Linked DNA regions of Mus musculus: region 2 is linked to region 1. The links are chromatin loops, found by intact Hi-C in ENCODE. Cell type or tissue: heart. All regions are shown on one strand. Links, peaks and the distances in the headings refer to the core of each region. The heading gives the core; the rest is flanking DNA.

Region 1 (2,810 bases), core at 301-2,800:
CATTTAGGCTTCCCAGAATCCCCTTGGAGATAACAGCTTCCAAACCCACCACAGGATGTAGGTAGCTGTGGTGAGGAGGGTGAGGTGGGACCCTCAGCTGTCCATCTATGCTCCTGGGTGTGCCATACCCTCTTCGCAGGCACTTTCTTGCTCGTAACTCTCTAGCTTGAAATTTATATTAAAATCTCTCTTAATACCAGCTGTGCTTCATACTGGCTGGTCCTGAAATCCTTCCCTGTGTTAAAACCAAGAACCCTCAGTTTCTCTTGTGTAGGCGTAGGTGACGTGCGGAGTGCTAGACTTTAGGAATTTCCACCAGGCGTGAGGAAGACAGACTTAGAGAGACAGGATGAAGGCACAAGTCTCCCACCCCACCCCTGCCCTCTCACCCCGCCCTCACCTTGCCAGGCTCCAGCTCTCCAGAGAGTCTCCAGAAGTTCTTCTGTGAGCCTTTCGGTCTGCTGCCTCCTCCTCAGGTGGTGAGAGAGGCTGGTGAGGGAAGCTCTTGAGCCTGGCTGAGCCTAAGTAGCTCCTGCAGGGGTGTGGATGAAGCCTGAGGAAGAGCTGTCAGCCTGAGACGTCAGAGACGGGGCCAGTCAGAGTTCACCTGGAGAGGCAAGGCACTGCACCCAGTTGGGAGTTTCTTTTTATATCTCTCTGTGTGTGCATGTGCCAGTGTGCCATGGCACCCTGTGGAGGTCAAAGGTAAGGATGGAGAGAAGATGAAGGGTTCTAGGGCTGTGCCCTCCCAGTTCCTTGGCCCCTGCTCTCCCTTCCCACTCTATTTCTATTTCTAGTTCTAGTTCCTCTTCTTCTCACACTGGACCTGAAGCCACCCAAGAACAACAGAAAGGTCCATGACCTAACCCTTCTTCCTCCATCAAGGTCATACCAGCCCATACTCAGGCCTATATTTTATATCAATTACATTATATATTGTCTCTGATGTAAGTCCGTCCCTCTTCAGTCTCTACACAGGTACTGATAGATTTGGCTTTACAATCACGGGACTATTTGTTGGCTGCTACTAAAACAACTTACTTCTCACTTGGTGTTAGATTCTACACAGCATGGACCCAACACAAGGCTGCCCTCTTCCCCATTCCCTAACCTGATTCTCTTCCTGGGAGGGGCTTAACTGTCCTCATAGCCCTCTGACTCTCAAGTGCAAGCTTAATCATCAGGGCAGGCTTATAGCAGGGAGGGAACAGAGAGACAGAAACAGAGACAGACAGAGAGAAAGGGAGATACAGAAAGAGACAGAGACAGACAGAGGGAGGCACACACCACACACACACACACACACACACACACACACACACACACGGGGTGGAGGAGGGGGAGTGACACAGAGAGAGCAAGCACGTCTTCTCTTGGTGCCATCCTCACTACCCCAGCTGTCTCCTCTCTGATTCCTCTCAATCTTCACTCTCTTGAAAGGATCACAAAAGTACACTTTATAAAGAGGGGCCACATGTGGTGATATGCGGGTTCAGGGATCACCATCTACATGGAAATTCAGTGACAACTAGAGCTACATAGTAAGACCTTGTCTCAAAAAAACAAACAGAACAGAACCAAAAAGGCATAAGGAGGGGTTGAGGACTCAGCAGAGTGCTTATCCAGCATGCATGCAGCCCTGGGTTTGTGATCTCCATGGATACGTTGGCCGTGATGGCTCACATCTGTAATCCCAGCTCTTAGGAGGGGGAGATGGAGGATCAGAAACTCACCATTATTATCTCCAGGCTGGGATGGAGCCAAGCTGCAGAGCGAGTGTGTACTTGCACATCCACACAGAACACCAGCAGCTCTGGCAGGTGCTTGGACACACCTTGCCTGTCAGTCACCCCTGACCACGCCCTGACCAAGTCTAACTGAGGTATCTCTGCCCCTTTCTGTTTGCTTCTTTGCCCTCCATCTGAGGGGATAGGATCCAAGCTCTACCCATGGCTCCCATTTTCTGCCACTCCTGCTCTGACCAGTCAGTGTGCATAAGGAAAATGGGTGAACGAATGAAACAAACAAACAAACAAACAAACAGGGTTCTCTTAGCAAGAGAAGAAGAGGGAGCCGCTGGGTCACCAACCGTCTTGCTCTGCTATGGTGAGTGCCCTCAGAACAAGAAAATAGTGTGTGTGTTGACAGCCAGGGAGGGGGTTTACTGAAAGGAAGGACCAGGGAGAGACTGGAGGAAACAGCAGGGAAGAGACAGGAAGTTCAATAAGCACCTTGTGGCCAGGCTTAGATTGCTCATCCGGAAGAATGCCTATGCCTCCGGACATTGCTCAGTACTTCAGGAATTGAAGTCTGACACAACGCTGTCCTTGCCCAGTCTGGGGCTCAGACCTGGGCCTTGGCTTTGTTAATCTGCAGTGGGGCTACCCACTAATGTCTCACGTAATGGGAGAGTCCCCCCAACAGGAAGCAGTAGCTGGTTGCTCTAGAGAGATAAGCCGTGCAGCTGGACTCATCTGCAGGACCTGAGTTGAGCCTGGGCTGAGCCAGGGCTTCATGGCAGAAACCTGCCATTCCAGTTACTCCAGAGGCTGAGGCAGGAGAATCAAAAGCTCCGCAACAAAACAAGTTAAAGACCTGGACAACTCAGTGAATCCCTGTCTCAAGAAGTAAAGGATCAGGGCCACAGGTCAGTGACAAGATCTTATCCAACAGGGGCAAAAGGCTACATTCAATCCCTAGCACTACCAACAACAAAAGTGGGCCCAAGGAATGGTCCAGTAAGTAGGTCAGGGTTCTTGTAATCCCAGTGATCTACATTCAATCCCTGGGACCTGCCTGGTGGGGGAAGA
Region 2 (2,810 bases), core at 231-2,730, 120 kb before region 1:
ATTATTAAACCACAAAGTCAGGTCAAGCTCACTGCTCACTGACCACATATTAATCACCTTGGGTTTTGTGGTTTTGTTTGTTTTGTTTTTTTTTTTTTTGTTTTTTTTTTTTTAAATTTATTTATTTATTATATGTAAGTACACTGTAGCTGTCCTCAGACACTCCAGAAGAGGGAGTCAGACCTCGTTAGGGATGGTTGTGAGCCACCATGTGGTTGCTGGGATTTGAACTCCTGACCTTTGGAAGAGCAGTCGGGTGCTCTTACCCACTGAGCCATCTCACCAGCCCTGTTTTGTTTTTTTGAGACAGTCTCATGTAGCCCAGGCTGGCCTCAGGCACACTATATAGCTGAGACTGGCCTTGAACTCTTGGTCCTCGGGCCTCTACCTATCAAGTGCTGGTGATTGCTACCTGGTTAACTGTTTGGAGGAAGCAAAGGATTACCTGTGCAGCAGTGTTGAGGAGCCCTGAGGACATGCCCTCAGACTCAGGGTAGGTGATCTCCACAGCAAACTCAAAGCCCAGCGGGAGGTAACCAGTCATGAAGAAGCTAAGAGAGCACAAGACAGGCGGCATATGAGAGGGGCAGCCACCTGTACAGGCAAGCTCATCTGTTTTCACCAACCACATACCAAAATGAGCGTAAGCTTTCTTGTTATAGTTCTGAGGAACAACACTTTTATACATGTAATAATGGAACTCTTAGAGTCTAAAACATCAAAAGGATCTTTGGAGGGCCTTTTAAACACTCCTTCAGAGTCACAGAAGCAGGGTATATCACCTGACACTTACCCAAGAATCCCACCAGTAAAAAACACCACGATGATGTACCCGAGGTTCAGTGTGAATGTGAATATGAGCATTCCAATGAAAGACAGAACGTACACTATCAGAGTTGTCTGCCTAAAACAAAGACAGAGCTGTGAGTGGGTCCCTCTGCAGAGAATAATGCAGCTAGCTACCACTCTCTCCTCAGAAAGACAAACCAGTCTTGTCATCTGTAGATAATGTATCTAGCTCAACAATAATTTTTTTCCATACAAATAATTCTTTTTTTTAGTCCACAACATAAAGAAGACAAGATGAAGCCTGTCAGGAGCCTGGTGCTGTGCAGGGAAGCCTCTTTCTAGATAGAAACAACCTACACAGGCAGAGGTAGGGGTAGAAGGTTTGTAAGGTCTTCACATTTTCAGGGGTGAAGTGAATATGACCAGTAAGGCAGATCATTGCAAGCATTACTCAGACACAGCGGTACCTGCTGTAATCCTGGCAGTTGGGCAGCAGAGGCCGAATGGTGCCTGAGCTCCAGGCCAGCTGAGTTACCTAGTGAAACCTCTCTCCTTAAAATCGATATATCTTTATTTGCATGCTATGCATATACCTACTGTCACTTACTTGTAGGTTTTGGTATAGTCCAGCCATAAGCCACAGAGAATAGAGCCCACCATTCCAGCTACCACCAGTGTCAGCCCGATCCTCCCAGCATTCACCTCTTCTCCCTAAGATAATGTGCAGGAGATAAGCAGATATCTCTAGTTCAAACGATAGCTCATCTTTCCATACAGTAAAACAGCTAACTAAAATAATCATAAAATTAAGCACATAATAGGAAGACTCATTACATGGGCTAGAGCTGGGTCTTTGGGAAGGGTGATTTATTGAAGGCATTCTATTTTAAACAACAGCAACAATGACAACAACAGCTATAATACAGTGAAAGAAGGGGCTGGAGAGATGACTGCTCTTCCAGAGGTCCTGAGTTCAATTCCCAGCAACCACATGGTGGCTCACAGCCATCTGTAATGGGATCCAATGCCCTTTTCTGGGGTGTCTGAAGAGAGTGACAGTGTACTCACATACATTAAATGAATAAATAAATCTTTTTTTTTTAAAATGAAAGTAAGAAAGGAAACACGTCCTGGGTCCACCACAGCTGGGCTTACATTGGTAAACTCTAAAACCATTTACACATGTGCAAACAGAGAGTCGAGGGCAATGCTGAGGCACAGTAAGGGTGCTGGCTCCTTTTAACCCAGAGGCCACAGACCTCGACATTTAGGTTTATAGTCCTTACAAGGTTTTGCACTTTTCCGTATAACTGAGTTAAAGTCTTGCCACAATGCCTGTAAAGAGGGTTAGGTGTGCTCAGTAAAAAGTGCAGGGGACAGTGACTGTGCACTGAGTCCAGGATGCACAGAAACTGGATTGGAGTCACGTGAGCCACCCTGGCCCCTCTGCTGTAAACGTGAGACCCGTCTGCCTTCTGTCCCCCAAATCTGCTTCCTTCAGCTCTTTCCACCTTGAGTTTTACATGGTATGCTGCATTTTTAGAAGCAGGCATCAATGTTTACAACAACAAGGCCACAGTCTTCATTCTAGAACCATGCCAATGTAAATTATATTGTTAAAGAAAAAGGCTTGGCCAAGCATACAGAATAAAAGCAGAAACTTGCCAGGCATGGTGGCACACACCTGTAATCCCAGCCCTGGGACACAGGGGCAGGACAGTCACTTCAAGTTCCAGACCAGCCCGGTCTACACAGTGAGTTTCAGACTAGCCAATGAGTCATTGCAAGACAGTCTCAGAAAACAACAACAACCACAGACAACAAAAGCTTACCACATAATATGTCAATATTATTTGATTCAATAATGTTGAGATTGAATAAAATGCTCCAGTCATGATACCTACAAAGAAAAAAAAAAAGTTTAAGTTCACCATTCTATGAAGCAACATGGAATCCTATGCAACATGTGTAATATGTAATGTTATCAGCCTGTAAAGACTAAATATCACCATTACTGCTGT

Evidence for each region. Peaks named below come from ENCODE experiments on the same cell type or tissue, not always from the same donor. Only the 100,000 strongest peaks of a DNase experiment are listed, where the experiment ranks them.
Region 2: it touches region 1 in a loop (2.3-fold over the local background); 2 of 42 quality-filtered maps call a loop at or near these places.

Annotation. Positions count from the first base shown.
Region 1 is chr1:191,130,769-191,133,578 of GRCm38, forward strand. Gm31640 (a long non-coding RNA gene) reads right to left here and starts at 1,957. Exons shown (of 3, transcript XR_373868.3): 1 at 1,734-1,957; 2 at 401-690. In heart, for the core only: no CTCF peak of the experiment used is centred there; no DNase peak of the experiment used is centred there; H3K27ac peaks cover 1,231 bases.
Region 2 is chr1:191,010,743-191,013,552 of GRCm38, forward strand. Flvcr1 (feline leukemia virus subgroup C cellular receptor 1) reads right to left here. Exons shown (of 10, transcript NM_001081259.1): 4 at 2,622-2,689; 5 at 1,397-1,500; 6 at 794-904; 7 at 446-551. Among named protein-coding and RNA genes, the nearest start is that of A230020J21Rik, 13 kb to the right of the region's middle. In heart, for the core only: no CTCF peak of the experiment used is centred there; no DNase peak of the experiment used is centred there.